Regions from separate parts of the Homo sapiens genome. Here region 1 is linked to region 2. The links are chromatin loops, found by intact Hi-C in ENCODE. Cell type or tissue: MCF 10A. All regions are shown on one strand. Links, peaks and the distances in the headings refer to the core of each region. The heading gives the core; the rest is flanking DNA.

What was found. Peaks named below come from ENCODE experiments on the same cell type or tissue, not always from the same donor. Only the 100,000 strongest peaks of a DNase experiment are listed, where the experiment ranks them.
Region 1: a loop joins it to region 2, with 17 times the contacts of the local background. A loop is called at or near these places in 3 of 110 quality-filtered maps.

What each region holds. Positions count from the first base shown.
Region 1 is chr15:80,656,756-80,665,552 of GRCh38, forward strand. It overlaps the pseudogene RNU6-380P. Among named protein-coding and RNA genes, the nearest start is that of ABHD17C, 34 kb to the right of the region's middle. In MCF 10A, for the core only: a CTCF peak has its summit at 3,539; DNase peaks (open chromatin) are centred at 3,536 and 6,196.
Region 2 is chr15:80,451,842-80,460,638 of GRCh38, forward strand. It overlaps ARNT2 (aryl hydrocarbon receptor nuclear translocator 2), which reads left to right. Exons shown (of 19, transcript NM_014862.4): 3 at 6,088-6,135. Among named protein-coding and RNA genes, the nearest start is that of ARNT2, 52 kb to the left of the region's middle. In MCF 10A, for the core only: a CTCF peak has its summit at 4,150 (motif pointing right); a DNase peak (open chromatin) is centred at 4,120.

The sequences.
Region 1 (8,797 bases), core at 161-8,160, 200 kb after region 2:
CCCAGCCATGTGGAACTGTGAGTCCATTAAACCTCTTTCTTTTGTAAAATTGCCCTAGTCTTGGGTATGTCTTTATCAGCAGCATGAAAATGCACTAATACAAGCAATCACATGCTGCAAGTGGCAAGGCTGGTTGTATCACATCCCGAATCTAGATCAGAATTCTCTACTGCTCTGGGCTCTGGCCAAGAAGTCCCAGCCATTGGAATTCAGTCTCTCTTGTGGGACTGTGATAAGGCTCGGGAGGCACATGGGCAAGAAAATGAGAGGTGGAGACATTAGTTCCTGATTGCTCTTTTTTTGCTGTTCCCCCCCGCCTCAAAACTAGTATTTTTTTTTTCCATACAACATCTGTTTTCAGTGATGGCCCATCTCTTTTCTCCTTTGTAAATAGAGTGTACCTTTCCTTTGAGCTCTACCTCCAGGTATGTAATATTATGTGTATCCCACCCTGATCCTAAGAATGTTTCCGTTTAATGACTGACAGCACATTGAAATAGCTCATTCATCTAGGATATTCTTTTCAACATTTATTTGTATTGGATTTAGGAGGAACTTAGAATTCCTGTGTTAGCAGTTGGGAATGTAAAGTTAATTTTTTTGCCATCTGCCATTTCTTTAAAAAGTCTAGGCCAGCACTGTTGAATAGAAACACAAGGTGAGCCACATATATAAGTTTACATTTGCTAATAGCCACATTGCAAAAACAAACAAACAAACAAACAAACAAACAAACAGGTGGAAGCCAGGCAGCCAGGTGTTCAGGCATGTGTCTGTAGTCCCAGCTACTCAGAAGGCTAGGGTAGGGTATCGCTTAAGCCCAGGAAATTGAGGCTGCAGTGAGCCAATATCACACCACTGCACTCCAGCCTGGGTGACAGAGCAAGGCCCTGTCTCTTAAACAAACAAACAAACAAACAAAAACTTACAGAAGGAGCAGGATTGAAAAAAACTAAGTAAATAAATAGGGAGAGGGAAAGAGGTGAAGTCAATTTTAATTTTTTTTTTTTTTTTTGGGGAAGGAGTCTTACTCTGTCACCCAGGCTGGAGTGCAGTGGTGCAATCTTGGCTCACTGCAACCTCCACCTCCCAAGTTCAAGGGATTACCCAGCCTCAGCCTCCCTTGTAGCTGGGACTACAGGTGCGTGCCACCGTGTCCTACTAATTTTTGTATTTTTAGTAAAGATGGGGCTTTACCATGTTGGCCAGGCTGGTCTCAAACTCCTGACCTCAGGCGATCTACCCGCCTTGGCCTCCCAAAGTGCTGCGATTACAGGTGTGAGCCACCGTGCCTGGCCAATTTTAATATATTTAATCCAAGATATCTAAAATGTTTTCTTTTTTCCCCTTTATTTTTAAATTTTTTTAGAGACAGGAGTCTTGCTCTGCCTCCCAGGCTGGCGTGCTGTGGGGCAGTCATTGCTCACTGTAGCCTTGAATTCCTGGACTCAAGAGAACCTCCCATCTTAGCCTCCTGAGTAGCTGGGACTACAGACATGAGCCACCACGCCTGGCTTAAATATTTTCCACATTTTATCCTAGCCACCTTTCAAGAGCTTAATAGTTGAATGTGGCTAGCGGCTATCATATTGGAGAGTTCTGATCCAGACTCATTCCCAGTAATTCTTCATATCCACGCAGAACTTTAGAGGCTACAAAAATCCCCCTACACCTTCTCTAGTTTGTTTCTTGAAAATGTGATCAATGGATTTATGACCTCCCTGTTGGAGATCAGAAACTGAAGATCAGAGATATGAACTGATTTTCCCAAGATAACCCAGCCAGTCTGAAAGTAGCAGAGGTGGAACCCAGATCTGGCCATTCAGAGTCTAATTCTGTAATGAACAGAGCAGTAATTCCCAAACTTGTCTGTATATTCAAATCACTTGGAGATCTTTAAAATTTCCAAAGTCTAGCCACACCCTAGATGAATTAAATCACAAGATCTGGGGTGGGACACAGGCGTCATTAGTTTCTGAAGCTCCGTGATGGCGTCACTGGGCAGCCACTTTTGGGAATCACTGGTATACATTCTTGTTCCTCAAAGTGTGGCCCATGGACTCATAGTATCAGCATCACTGGGGAGCTCGCCTTGTCAGAAAGCCATCTTCTCAAACCCACCCCAGACCTACTGAATCAGAACCTACCTTTTAACAGGATCTTCCAGATGATTCCAGTGCATGATAAAGCTTGAGAACTCTAAAGCATAGCATACTCCTTTTAGGTGAAATAAAATATAGTCCAGTACATTTTCATTATGGAGTTTATTGAAAAAGGCAGTAACCATGGTTTCATATTGGTAGCCATTATGTTTTCATTAAATTAATATTATATAATTAGGGTGCTGCTTTCTTGGTTTTATTATGACTGTATTTCTGAATGATTATTATACACTCCCTTTCTATTGCACAGAATTGATGTAAGAAGACTAGGGAAATTGCCCTGAATCTCTTTCCATGCATTTCTCTCAACCTTTAAATGCACCTTTATTTAACAACAAAAGTTCAACTTTTTCCCCCTCATTCAATCAGCAGACTTTTACCAAGAACTTATACTGTATATGATGTTGAGAGGTGAGATGAGAAATAAAAAAAAAAACCACTTCAAGTCTTTTTGTATGTTTTCAAGAGGCTTACAGTTTGTAGCAAAAAGCTAGCACATGCACCCAAATGGCTGTAAAATAAGAGAACACAGGGCACACCATGAGGGTGTGTAGATAAGGTGCCCTGTGATTCAGGAATAGGAGAGGCCACTTCCTGCTACTAGGATTAGGGAAATTGCCATGAAGGAGGTGACCTTTGTGTTAAAGGATTTGGACATTCAGAGGGGAGGGAAGCTGTTTTTACAAGAGAGAACGACCTCCCAGGATGGCTTCAATCATTAGGTGAATACTGATATGTATTAGTCAGAATGCCTGGTAGTAAGGGACTGATATCCTACTCAACCTAGTTAAAGCTGGAAGGAAGATTTTGGGCTCAGAGAATCTACAGATGTGAACAATCAAACTGTGGAGAGGACTCTGGAACATTGGGAACCACAGACTCAAAAGCTTCCAGAACTCTTTCTTCCTATTTTTTTCTTTATGTCAGTTTCATCTTTTCTTCCTTTAGACTGGCTTTTTCAACATGAGAGAAGCATGGCTGCAAACCACTCCTGTCTATTTACATCCTACACCTTCCAATACCAGAGAGTGAAATCCCAGATTTTTGGTAACTGCTTCAAAATAATATGACGACGGAGGAAAAAGATGGATGTATGGCTGAACCAAGATAGGTCAATGAATCATTGTTGAAGCTGGGTATTACACAGATGGGAGTCTGTTATGCTATTCTGTTTGTTTGTTTTTTTAAGACCCAGGACAACACACTGAACATTATGCTATTCTGTAGACTTTTGTACATGCTGGATGTTTAAATTTTAAAAACATCCCCATGAAGCAATCATACTTAGCTTCTCTTGAGTCAGACACCTGCCTCTGGATCAGGCAACAGTGGCCAGGGAATGTGGTGATGGAGGAACTTGGCAGTTCCAAAGAGAGCCTCATGGTGGGGACTGTGAGGTAGGATAGAGGAGCTGTTCCTGGAATAAAGGAGGCTCTATTTCCAGAGGAAAGGAGGGAAGGCATCCAGGGCAGAGATGATTGATTTACAGTGACTCCACCTTGTTATTATCAGCCTCCATTTCTCTCTCCTGGGCTCTAGGCCCATATTTCTGAGAATCATCAGATTGTCCCAACTGGATGTCCCTGGGCACCTCTAAATTGACACATTTAAAATCAGACTCTTCATCATCTCGTGTTCCTGCAATGTTTTCATCTTCCACTCAGTACTCTAACCAGAAATTTCTGAGTCATGTTCAACTGATCCTGCTTCCTCACCATTCCCATATTTCAGTTTTGTCATATCTACTTCTGAAATAATTATTGACTCCATCCCTTCCTCCCTATTTCCAGCTTCGCTACACCAGGTCAGAAGTCTCCTAACCTCAAGGGCTCTGAAGTCCGCACCACCTCATACAAGACATCACAACTTTCTACAACACCTATTTAATCTTTTCATCCCTGGGCTTCAAGTCTTCAAGAATTTCTTGTGGTCTCATAACAAACATAAGGCATCATGAGCTTAAGCTCTTATAAGGTTGTTAAAAATCGGGTCTTAGATTACTTTTAAAGCTTTAAAGCTTCTCACCTCCCAATATCGTATACAGTATAAGTGCTCAGTAAAAGTCTGCTGATTGAATCAGGGGAAATGAAAGTTTAACTTTTGTTGGAAAGCAAAGGTGCAGTGTCATTTAAAGCCATTTATATTCATTAGGCTACACACAACATGCACATCTAATTCTCCTGTACTTTTGCTTATGGCTCTTCCTTCTACTAATTTATTAGTTATAATTAACAAGTAATTGTGTATTTTTGTGGAGTACAATGTAATGCTTTGATCTCCAATGTATGCATTGTAGAGATTAATCTAGCTCATTAACATATCAATCACTTTACCAACTTATCACTTTTTTGTGGTGAGAATATTAAACATCTATACTTTTAGCAGTTTTGAAATATACATTATTATTTCTTTTTTAATATTTTTTTTATTTTATTTGACTTTTTTTTTTTTGTTTTTTGACATGAGGTCTCACTCTGAGACCCAGACTGGAGTGCAGTGGTACGATCTCAGCTCACTGCAGCCTTGGTCTCCCAGGCTCAAGTGATCCTCTCACCTCAGCCTCCCAAGTAGCTGGGACCAAAGTCATGTGCCACCATGCCTGGCTAATTTGTGGTATATTTGGCAGAGGTGGAGTTTCACCATGCTGTCCAGGCTGGTCTTGAACTCCTGAGCTCAAGCAATCCACCCACATTGGCCTCTCAAAGTGCTGGGATTACAGGTATGAGCTACCGTGCCTGGTCCTGAAATATATGTTGTTATTAACTATAGTCACCATGCAATTCAGTAGATCACTATGTTATTTCTTATCTGTAGTCTAAATGAAAGTTTGTACCCTTTGACTAACAACTCCCCTTTCTCTATCCCTCCTTCTCTGTGAAGCCTCTGGTACCCACCCTTCTTTCTACTCTCCATTTGCATGTGATTGAACTTTTTTAGATTCCACATATAAGTGAGATGATACATTATTTGTTTTTCTGTGCCAGGCTCATTTCACTTAACATGATGTCCTCTGATTCCATTTGTGTTGTCTCAAATGACAGACATTCCTTGTTTTTTAAAGGTTGTATATAGTATTCCATTGCGTGTGTATATACCACATTTTCTTTATTCATTCATCCACTGCTAAACAGTTAGGTTGCTTCCTATCTTGGCTGTTGTGAATAATGCTGAAATAAACAGAGGTGTGCAGATGTCTTAGATGTTCCAATTCCAATTCCTTTGGATATATACCCAGAAACAGAGTTGCTGAGTCATATGGTAATTCTATTTTTGGTTTTTTGAGGAACCTCCACATTATTTTCCAAAATGACTGTACTTGCTCCTTCTTGATTATGGACACATTGGCTCAATTCTACAAGATTGGGCTTAAAACTCACCTCCTTCATGAAAAGCCTCTGACTTCTTCAGTAGTCACTTCCTCTTTTGTGCTCTTAGACGACCTTTTAGTATGGCACTTCTAATGCCATGCAGTAATTATCCTTTTTTTTTTTTTTTTTTGCCTTCTTATCCTCCTCCCTGGCAAAAGCCCAATTTTAATCATCATGATGTATCTCTTGTACATAATGCAACAAAAAAACATTTAAAAAATAAATTTGAAAGCTACAACACAGAATAATGGGCCCTCTTGGTTACAAGGGATCCCAGCATTCTAGTTCAGCCACCTGTGACAGATTAGACTTTGACATAATCAGCTCCAGTGAAGGGAACTCTCTCCTGAGGGAGCCCATTCTATTTTTGGAGAACTTTTGTAAGGTCCCTCCTTGTACTGACCCTTGAATCCTTCTCTCTGCAATTCTTGCCAATTAGTCCAAGTTCTAGTTCTTGGAACCTCCTGAATGACTATTGGACTTCAGAAATCAGCTCTCCTGTTCTTCAAACTAAACATCAAACATTCTTTCAAGAACTGCTCACAAGGCACAGGTTGAATTTCTAAGCTTCTGCACATGCTTCAGCTTGTCTCAATCTCTCTGTATATGTGGCTCCAGAATTGTGTATGATAACAGGTGTGGTCTGATTGGGAACAGGACATCAACAAGGAAGTCTCATGAGTAAGAAGACTCGTGAGCAATATTGAAGGCACGGCTGATGTTGTGCAATGAGATACCAATTTCCACAGCCAAGCACAGCAGCCCATGATGAAGAACAAAGGAGACAGGTGTTTGTGTTTTTATTTATTTTGAGATAGGGTGTTGCTCTGTCACCCAGGCTGAAGTGCAGTGGTATAATCACGGCTCACTTCAGTGTCAACCTCCTAGGCTCAGGTGATCCTCCTCCCATCTCAGCCTTCCAAGTAGCTGGGACCACAGGTGTACGCCACCATGGCCAGCTAATTTTTTTCATTAATATGTTTTATAGAGACATGGGTTTTACATGTTGTTCACACTGGTCTCGAACTCCTGGGCTCAAGCGATCCTCCCACTTCCTCATTCCTAAGTGCTGGGAGGGATTACAGGAGTGAGCCACTGCACCTGGCCTGCTTGTGTTTATTCAGGGCTACAGATTGGCAAGGTAAGAATAGTGAAGGATCACAGAAAAGGAACCTCTCTGGAATTCCATTTCATCCATTTATATCATGTTCTTCACACTGTCATCTTGAGAGCAGTCCCCTCATTCTTCAAAGACTTCGTCATCTAAAGTGAATTTGTTCAGACTTTCCTCTGTAAGTTTTCAGAAGTTATTGATTTTTAAAAAATCTATCCCTTCTTCTTATTTGATGTGGCAAAGAGAAAGACACTTTTCACATTATTTTCCTAACAATATGTTGCTTAAAATTTGATAAACTAGTAATTCTTTTGAAATTACACGAGGAAACAAAATAAACCTTATCTCATTAGATTTAAAAAGAATAAAATAGTGCTCACTTCAGCAGCACATATACAAAAATTGGAATGATACAGAGAAGATTAGCATGGACCCTGCATGAGTATGATACACAAATTTGTGAAAAATAAAAATAAAAACATAAAATGGAGTGTCCAAGTCACCCATGATTGGTGTTGTTCTGTAAACATGGGAGAATCAGACTCCAGGGCAGGGTGCCATGAAAGAAGGAATGGGCTTCATGGATCTCTATTCTTCACTGTAAGATTATGGGGGGTGGGGGGTGGGAGCTGGGGATCAGGGAGATGTGTGGAACTCTCCCTTCCTGGAGTGCCCATTTCAAAATTAAAGCAGGAGCAATTTGTTAGACATAAAGAAGAAATTTCTGACGATCGGGGTCTCCAAATATTGGAACACTTCAACAACACGAAACATCAACATTCTGTGAAACAGCAAACTGACACATGACTAGGGAAGGAATGTCCCTCAAGAGGGTCAAGATTAATATTCGTGTCCTGGAGATAGGGCGTCCAGATCAGAAGGGCTTTAGATTGAAATTAGAGGAGGAGACAAACACCTAGATAGACTTGTGAAACCAGTTGCTATGGAAGACAGGTGTGACTTCTACAGGAAGAGCCTTATTTTGTAAATGATATGTGCAACCTCCACTGCCTACATAATAACGTGTATTTCACTGGTAATAATGTGGACGTGAGATATAATATAGTATAGTACAAACAGTCTTAGGAGGATAAGGTTACTTCGTCTGATAGGAATTCAAGAGAGGAATATGGGAATTAAAATACTTCTATAAGTCAGGCAAGGTGGCTCATGCCTGTAATCCCAGCACTTTGGGAGGCTGAGGCAGGCATGGTGGTGGGCACCTGTAGCCCCACCTACTCAGGGGGCTGAGATGGGAGTATCACTTGAGCCTGGGAAGTTGAGGCTGCAGTGAACCAAGATTGCACCACTGTACTCCAGTCTGGGTGACAGAGTGAGACCCTGTGGCAAAAACAAAAACAAAACAAAACCTTACAAATACATCTTTAAGCCAGGAGAGGTGGCTCATGCCTGTAATCCCAGTGCTTTGGGAGGCCATGGTGGGAGGATATCATGAAGAGGCCAGGAGTTCAAGACTAGCCTGGGCAACATAACAAGACCCCATCTCTCTCTCACACACACACACACACACACACACACACACACACACAGCAGGGCATAGTGACGAGCTCCTGTAGTCGCAGCTACTTGAGAGGCTGAGGGAGGAAGATCGCTCGAGCCCAGAAGTCTGAGGCTGCAGTGAGCTACGATCACGCCACTGCACTTTAGCCTGGGCAACAAAGCAAGATGCTGTTTTATTTTATTTTATTTTTACAAAATAAAAGTACATTTTTTATAATGACCAGTTAGAAGGGAAACTGCAATGCACCAAAGACTCACAGACCATGGCCATATGTCAAGGGCCAGATGCTGCATTGGGCCCTAGGAATGTGATGATAATCAAGGCAACTATCCTTCCTGTCCTTGTGGAGTCTAATGGGGGGTAAGGGAAGAGAGTATGGCCTGTTTAAGGGACTGAGAGAAGGTTCTGATGAGGTGGGAAATGGCTAGAGATAAAGTTAGAGAGACAAGAAAGGATGCAGGGGCCACATAATGGAATTTAGACCTTATCTTAATGTCAAGGGCATGTCATTAAAGGATCTGAAGCAGGAACGGGACATGAACACATTTTATGGGGAACAAGAATTGAGGCAGAGCCTAGAAGCTAAGACAGCAATCTATGCACGAAAGAATTGTGGCTTGAGGCTGGGCAG
Region 2 (8,797 bases), core at 548-8,547:
TCTCCTGTTGAATCTATTTTATTTTCGATGCACTATTTGATAAACAAGGTTTCTCATGAAGTTGAATCAATTTGTACTTTTAAAGCAATTTCTGATAACACACAGCTCCTTGGGAATGCAACTGTCTGGTTACAGCAGAACCCACTTCTCACAGCCCAAGGCCTGCAGGGTGTGCCCGTTTTTAGGTGGTCCAATATGATTCTTAAAGGGGGCATAAGTGGAGGCAATGGGAAGTATCAGGATCTGGGATGGAGTGTGGCTAGAATGCAAAAGCATATTCAGCCTTGTAATTTTAGGTTGGAAAAAAGACTGTTATGTGTGTTGTATAGTCTCTAAAGGAGGGCCTGAGATTTTTATGATGAGGGAGAGGGTTAAAAAGCCCAGCAGCAGAGCTCAGTGGTTATGCCAGCTTTCCCTGTATTCAGCACGCTCACTTGCACTCGCTGGGTGCTGATACAGCCACTTCTCTCTCTGCAGCTGCCACCATCTTTACAGCAGAACCAGCAGAGCTATAATGAGCAGTGTTGGTGCCTGGGGCAAAGCTCCACAGATCAACTCTGTAATAAATGATGTGGCTCACCGCTGGGGCTTCCTGCAAACCCAGCCATCCGATTTCAACCAGCCATTCTTGCTAACTAGGTGCTAAACTCAGCAGTTGCTAAAAGAAGACAAGAGGTGTCAACTTAATTGATTTTTTTTACAATTCCAGGCCTTTTAAAATTATTTTAAATGTCTATGTGCACTCTAACTCGCATTCCCTGAGGACAGAGCCCCATTGCTTGCCCAAGTCCTTTTCCAGAAGAGGCCAGCACAGGGCTCTGTGAGGAGGGAGGTGGGCTGAGTCAGGACCAAGTCCAGGCAGAGATGCTCAGGCCCAGCCTAGTACTTACAGGACCAGAAACCGTCTCTGTGCTGGGAAGTCGCCTCTGAGCCTCTGCCAGGAGTTTCCTCTTCCCCTCCCGTAGGGCCTGGGCTGCGGTGAGCCGAGGCTGCTTCCCTCCTCGGCCTCCATGTTTCTGACCCCAGCCTGGTGTCCACACCCTGATTTGTGGTTGCTCCCCGAGCTGATGATTTGACTGGGGACCCAGTCCCATTTCTTTTTATTTTATTTTTAGAGACAGGGTCTCGCTCTGTGGCCCAGGGTGGTCTTGAACTCCTGGCCTCAAGCAATCCTCACACCTTGGCCTCCCAAAGTGTTGGGACGACAGGCATGAGCCACTGCATCTAGCTTCAGTCCCATTTCTGAAGAAGTCCTGCACCACTGTGCTTTCCTTCCCGGGTCACACACACAGCGTGGCACTGGAGGCAGATGTGGATCCTGAGCAGGCAGAGACAGAGCCTAGCATGGAGTTCCACTTAAAGCCAAGGGAATGAAACATCAAGAAAAGCAATGAGAGAGGAAGGAGGATGAGCAGCAATTGCTGACAAATCACCCAGGGGCAAGGGCAGGACCTGTGGAAGGCAAATCAATGGGCTTGACCTCTCTAGGGTGCTTGTCCTCCACCATCCTCACTCCTACTTCCTTTTCCCTGCCGGAGGGAGGGGGCACACAAACCATGATTCCACTTGCCAAGCCTCAATGGCTTAGAGATGTATCCTGTGTCTAAGCAAAGAAACCTCCATTTTTACAGGGCCGTTTCCATAGTAATTCTTGCATCTGACGTTTTTACATGTTTTGCTGAAATTCTATGACTGAGGCCTCCGCTGTTCTAGAAGCTCATGATAATAGCTCCTTCAACCACAGCCTAAACACTTAACTAAGTACAAAGGAGACCCTGATGGAAGTCACTCACTCTCATCGAAATGCAGGTAACCCCATGGCAGGCCCCTGCTCCTGTGCCATGGCACGCATTTCCCACTGCCCTCCCTACTGATGGCATGGTGTTCTTCCACCTCCCTTTTCCATCTGAGAATGTGGGACATGGTGGAGAGACTCAGAGAGAGAGGGGAAAGAAGAGAGAGGAGGAATGGGGGTGGTGGAAGGGGGTAGTGGCATTGGCAAGGACCTTCCCACACCCCCATTCCTTGCCTAGGTCTTCCCACTCTGACCTGATTATTCTGATGGAGGGAAGTATCCCAAATTTCCAGGATAACCCCCCTTCCCACCCTAGTGTTCCAAAGCCAATTAGAACCAATGTCTTGCAGTTGGGATCCTCCAGGCCTCCCGCCGGGCCTAGCACTGTGGATCTTCATGGTTTAACTTTCTTCCCATTTCCCTGACAGCCTTCATCAGTAAGTGTCTTAGCGAGCTGCCTGCTCTCCCAGCATTTGGGACTCAAGGTGGAGGTTCCAAAGTCCCAGATTCTTTCAAAAGTGATTCCACATGCGTGGGAGAAATGAGCTGAAGCAAGTCACCTGGAATGCATGTTTGTAGTAACCTCCCTGATCTCAGTGACAGGGTGGTGAGGGGTGGGGGGCTTCACTGGGGCAAATTCAGTTGGGGGAAGCAGCAGTGGCTAGTTAGGGTTTGTGCCCATCTCAAAGCCAGCTTTTGATGGGTTGGAGGGTGGAGGCTGAGGGCAGGGATGTGTCAGTCCCTTTCCACTTGGAGTCCGATGCTGGGCTTCTAAAATAGCATCACTGAGGAAAAACTATTTTCAAGTTACTTATAGCCAATGGACTATTTTCAAGTTACTTGTAGCCATCTCCCTCTAAGGTAACCCTGGGAGCTGCTGGAATGTGGTCAAATTGCAGGTATATTTATGTAAGCAGCTGTTTCTCTTGGTGAACTTTTATGTGCTAGCATTGCTGCAGTCTGGGCTGGCCAGTCCAGGCTCTGAAGGAGGAGCATTTTCCAGCAGCCCTTGACACTTCACTTGTTGCAGAAGCTTTGGGTTGGCCCAGGATCACTCCTTTACTGTCACTGTGGGACCAGCCCTTTTATCTCACTAGAGCATAAGTGACTTCTGTTTAGAGGCTCGTATTTGATGAAGCATTATTATGATTACAGTCACCGTCAGGGAGCTTCACTTCACTCACAACTAACTGCAAGTTCAGAAATGCTTATCATGGCTTTCTGTCGAGGCAGGCATTCAGGCTCATCGACGGAAAAGTACAGTAAAATGCATTTTCAGCCCCCTTTTTGAAGACTCTTCTATCATCCATTCACTGTGTTGAATTAAAGTGAGTACAATAGGACTTAAAAGTCATATTTTGATTTCTCTCCTTTATTATCCAGATGCTGCTGTGTAATAGAGACACATACAAGATATAAAACAAAGGATGATTTACTTAGACTTATAGAAAAGAAATAGGCACAGCTTATGGTAGTCCTATGTAAAGTAGAGAATCCAAGATGGTGATAGCAGTCCAAAGCAGCAGCATCTTGGCAGGTGTGGCTCTAAAAGATCCTTTGTGTCCTCCAGGGTTGCATTGTTTTCCATGTTGCTGATGAGCCAGTGAGACTGTTTTCGGGTGGATTGAGTCATCCTGAGTATTTAAACATTTGTGTCCTGATTTACCTCCTGGTTCGCCTCCGAATTCCTAGAGCTGATGGCTGTACACATGCACAGGTGTGAGGCACAGGATCTGGGTCCCTAATTTTCCCAGACAAATGCTGGTTCCCAAGTTCCCGGCGGACTTCAGAAGACTCTGGCTCTGGAGCAAGGCCATCTCTTTCTCATACCCTCTGCTTGATTGAGCCACAGCTGACCTGGCCAGCGTGGTATTATTTACCATGGGGCTCACTTCCTTATCTGTCTGGTCCCACAAAGGGCTGGGTAAAGAACAGAACTCTTTGCAAAAACAAAAGTGACCAACCATCCTGGTGTGTCCAGGACTTTTCCAGTTTTAGCACTGAAGTCCTAGATCCCAGGTATCTCCACTCCTATACTGAGAAAATCAGGATGGTTGGTCACCCTAAACACCCCGAAGATCATGAAGGCTGAGGACAGAGGGCTGGCTTATAAATTGCATTTTGCAGGAGTACTGACAATCACACTCATACCAACTTGAGCTAAAAGGAATTTTAAAGATAACTGTATGTCTCACACCCACTTGTGGTTTTGTTAAATGCTTGCATGAGTTCTTTGGAATGTTGAAACTGCTATTTCTTTTTCTTAACGCTGAAATGTTTTTGACAGCACGCACGGGGTGTTAAATAACCTTCATGTGGACGGCAAAATCGCTCTTCCCCATGGTGAACACTAGGTGGCAGCGTGGTTCTGCGGCTCTGCAGAACACCGGGTGAATTTGGTTACAGCATTTTTGGTGCTTACCTTCGCGATGTAATTTTCCGAGAAAGGTGGGGTGATGGCTTAGTAATTATGCAGAATATTGATAGCTTTGATTCGTTTAGAAAGTCTTGCATTCAGCTCCCACTTGTCCACAACATCGGCAACTCTAAAGCTGCTGCCCGGTGCCTGGTTTCCCAAACTACCTTGCAGAGGTGTGTGTCTGTCTCTCTTAGTGGTGTCTGTAAGGCCCTTTAACTGTACTTTTTTTTTTTCTTATCACTGTTCTACCCCATCTCCTCTTCTTTTTGTGCGTAGGTATTTCTGTTATCATTACTGTCATCTTTTCCAGTTATGTAACTCCTTTTGTTCTTATACTGTTAGTATAACCCTTGTGTCCGAGAACCAGAGATTCCAAATTAGCAGGGGATCCCGTCAGGTCATTCCAAACAAAATAAGGCCAAGATTAGGACTTTGGCTACGCAGTACATAAAACAAAACAAAAACAAAAGATACTAATTTTAAGAAGAAAATACTTCTTTGCCTTACCTAATTCCAGTCCCTAGGTCCCTCAGTTTGCACCTAAACCCCTAGAGACTAGGATTTGTCTTGTTGGGAGCTTCTTGGGTGTGCCCATGCAAGGATGGCTCGCCCTGTGTAATCTGCCATTTCCTGGTAACCTGGGTGTCCTGTGCCTTCTCCAAGTCACTCATTAGCCACTGAAGCCCTGCCCTTAGAGCCTGAGGGTATGGGTCACCCTTACTGGGAGGCCAGCAGCTCTAGAATCTGTAGCAGTGGTCATTTAATACACACTCCATTCTGATACTGAGCTGTTCAGGCAAGGAGTTTCTCAAGCCAGGCTGCCAGGCAGGCTGGCCTTCCTTCTCCTTGAATTCCATGGGAACTGTGCCTCATCCAGTCCACCAGGACTACAAAGAACAAGATGGGGAATGCAGGGACTCTGAGACATTCTCTCCAAGGAGCTCCACTCACGTGGATGTCCAGGAAAGCTCAGACATCTGTATCATTTTTCATTTTGTTTCCCCAAGGACTCTGGGTACACTTGACACCAATTAAGTACCCCCTCTGCCCTAACATGTTTAGGAATTGTGTGAATTACCATTACAGAGACATGATTTTTTGAGAAGAGTTTGAGGTATTAGTTCAACAAATATCTATCAAGTCTTTTTGTCTTATGTTTACACTGAGAGGCCCAGTAAAGGGTGAATCTGAATAACTACTTGGTGAGTTTCCACAAGCACAGCTGATTTGAGTAGCTTGAGCCCCAAACAGCCATTTTCCCCTCAACAGCCATGTTTGTGGTCCTGGATTTAATAGGGCAAAGTCTTAAATGTCCTTTTCACTTTGACTCATCAAGACCAGCCACATTTTTAAGCAGTACAACCGGTAGTATTTCTCTTTCCCTTGTGATCCCTTCACCCTGAAAACTTCTGTTTTCAAAATCCCGTGAGCCTTTTTAGGCTCTTAATATACCACAAGATAAACTAAGAAAAAAGTCTTAATGTGGAATAGGTGATGCAGAGGGGTGCAGGTATTCCCAAAGATGGTGAGAGAAAAGGAAGAGACACCTTTCCATCATAGCCAGAGCAATCCATTGTCTGCTAAGAGTTCTAAGAAGGGAATGGCATATAGAGTTCTGGAGGGGACTAGTTGATACTTAAATATTCCCAGCCATAGAATTAGTGGTGCTTAGACTGAAGACCTTTCATTTTGCCTCTTCTTGTCTTGAACCCGTTTGATGACTGTGTAGAGATATTGCTTGTAGCACTGCCAAAGGTTGGGATCAATGGATAGCAGTCCTAGTGAATAAAGCTCCTTTTGTTCCAGCAGCTCCTGTTACCAGTTAAAATGTTCTCCTAATAATCAGTGCTCACTTGTGATCTTGACTTTTCAGAATGGACTTCGATGATGAAGATGGTGAAGGCCCCAGTAAATTTTCAAGGTAAGTTTATTTTATTTTCCTTAGACTTAAAGAAGGCAATAGCCAGCATTCACCTTAGAAAGATACAAGAATGTAACGTCTTTTGTCATTGCAAAAGCCATTGCCTGCAGTTTGACTGGTCCCTCACTCTGTGGCAGTATTTGGCCCAGTGGCAGCTAGCTATTAGCGACCCTGCCACATCCCAGCAGAGATGATCAAAAGGTAAGTAATAAGTTATTAACTCTGTTTGCTTTATAAGAAATTAATGTCAATTTTAAGGATTCATTTTAAAAAGACAATAGGGCTTTTTAAAAAGTATTTTTAAAAATTCCTATGTCTTTTAAAAAGGAATCTATTAAAATTAATATTCATTGCTTATAAAGCAAACAGAGGAATTCATTCTTCCTGAAAAGCCCTAGAGTTCAAGTTTAGAAAAAACTGTCAAGATAAGTCTTTTATTGCTACCATGGAAAATAAGAAGAGATATGAGAAACCAGGCAGCTGTGTTCTGGATGCAGGATAGAAAACTGGGTTTTCAGCTCCTAAGAACTGTATTGCCCCCTGGCCACGTGACAGCATCTTTATCTGGGCTCTGCGGGGCCGTCCTGAGTGCAGACCACCTCATGGAAAGTTTGCTGGATCATGAATGTCCATGGGTTATACACATTGCATACGTGAAGGATAAGGCAGGCCCAACCCCATGACTGTGTCTTTTTTTTTTTTCCATTTTGTTTAAGATATGGTAGGAAGTTTGGCAGTGTTGACAGGAAGGCACAAATCATTCCATCATTCTTAGCAAAATTCACATCTGTACCCACTTACCTAAGGAAGGGCCTGCCTTGACATTCCTCTCCACTAGCCAAGCCTCCAAGCCTTCCTAATTCTTGGTCATTGATGGACTTGAAAACTTGCCATGGGTGACGGTTGCTTTTCTTCTGTATCCATGCTCCATAGTTTGGACTGATGGCCTCAGTTGTTTTTGGAGGAACCACATGCATATTGAGTTCTGGGCCCCCTGAGTTACCCTAGTTTTCTCCCCTCATGGTAGCCATTTTTGGTGATGATTCCTTTTACAAACTGCATTGCGATTGTGAGTTCCACACACTTTTCCACCAGTCCAACAGGGACATGCATCTCCTTACTTCCCAGGGATTCCCAGAGTCTCCAAGTCCATAGTAAACTCGCATCATGCCATACACTTTCGTCCCCAAAATCTTTTCCTTCCGTCTTTCAGCTTCTGCTTTGGTTGAAACAGTAGAGAGGAGATGGAGAACATTTTGGTCACTAATGACCTTGGAGTTTCGAATCAAAACAGGACATGAGTTTCAATAACAAAAGCATGTATTGTTTTCCCTCGGTGCAGACAGAATGGCAGCTTGGACATCCACCCATTTCTTGGGATACACTTTAATAGCAGGGTGTGCTTTCTTGCTGAAATGGAAACAAGGGCACATATCTCCCTGCCCCAGTTTGCTCTCGCTGTACACAGCCTCCCTCTATGAAGGAACAATGACTTTGGTTCCTCCGTGTCAAAATTCCCCTTGAGATAACATTCCATAGCATGCTAACCTTAGGAAATGATGATTCCTGGGGCCTCAAAACATAAAGAGGAAGAGAGATGAGGAGTGACGTTTGTTTGACATTGAAAAGATCAGTGTCAGTGATGAAATAATAGTGCAGGGGTACAAAGAGCTCATTGTATTAGGCCCGATCATTAAGAAACAGAAACTCTACACTCTGGGTAACTATCTCATGACCGTGTCTGTGAGTCCGTTTTTATACAGTCAAGGTTCAAACCCAGGCATCTGTGAACCATATCATTTCCCCCATGAAAAATAAGGAAGATAGGATGTGTTTCCAGCATATGCTGTTACTAATAGGAATGAGTTTGTAGGACCGCAGAGGCCCAGAGGTCACCTAGGCTTAGCTGCTGGGCCCTCAGTGAATGGGCCCATGGTTGCATCTGAGCTTCTCAGCACTGGGAGAGACGACTGAGTCCACCCTCATCCCTCCACTTTGCAGTGACTGTGGCTGCTGTCCAGGGGAGGAGTGGAGAATCTGCTTCCAATTGGCATGGAACACCCCAGTGCCTCTCCTGTTGGCTTTTTCTCTTCTTACAATCAGGCAACAGAAGCCCCTTCATGTGAGGCCCTGGAAGAGATAGAGGCTGCCTTGTGAGCCAGCACCCACCGTAGTTTGCTGACTCAGAATCTAGGCAGGGTGCTGTGCCATGGTTTCTGTCTCCTGTGTGTGTGCCATCAGCTTTTCCAGCTTTTTGCAAGGGGGCTTCCCAGTTTAAATGTCCTGCCTATCATGAGACCTCATGTCTCAATTTTTGATTTGGGAAGTGTGGTCACAGTCACAAAGCAGCTCAATTATAGGAATTTGATATGGTTCCTACTTTAGCACAGCCAGGCCCATCACAGCAGGCCTTAGATGCAACAAAGTAGTAGATGTGAAGCTGCCACTGCTGTGTGACCTCAGGTGCACACACAAGCACGCACATGCACACGCCCATACGTGCATAGGCATTCCAGGATCCCGCCTGCCAGTGCCATAAATGTTCTCAGGCCCGCTCCACCACATCCCAAGGCCTCAGCTCTTTCTCACACATGGGATTCATGCCATTCGGGGAGCTGTGATATGCAGAACATGGCTCTGCCTACATTCGAAGTTTCCTTCC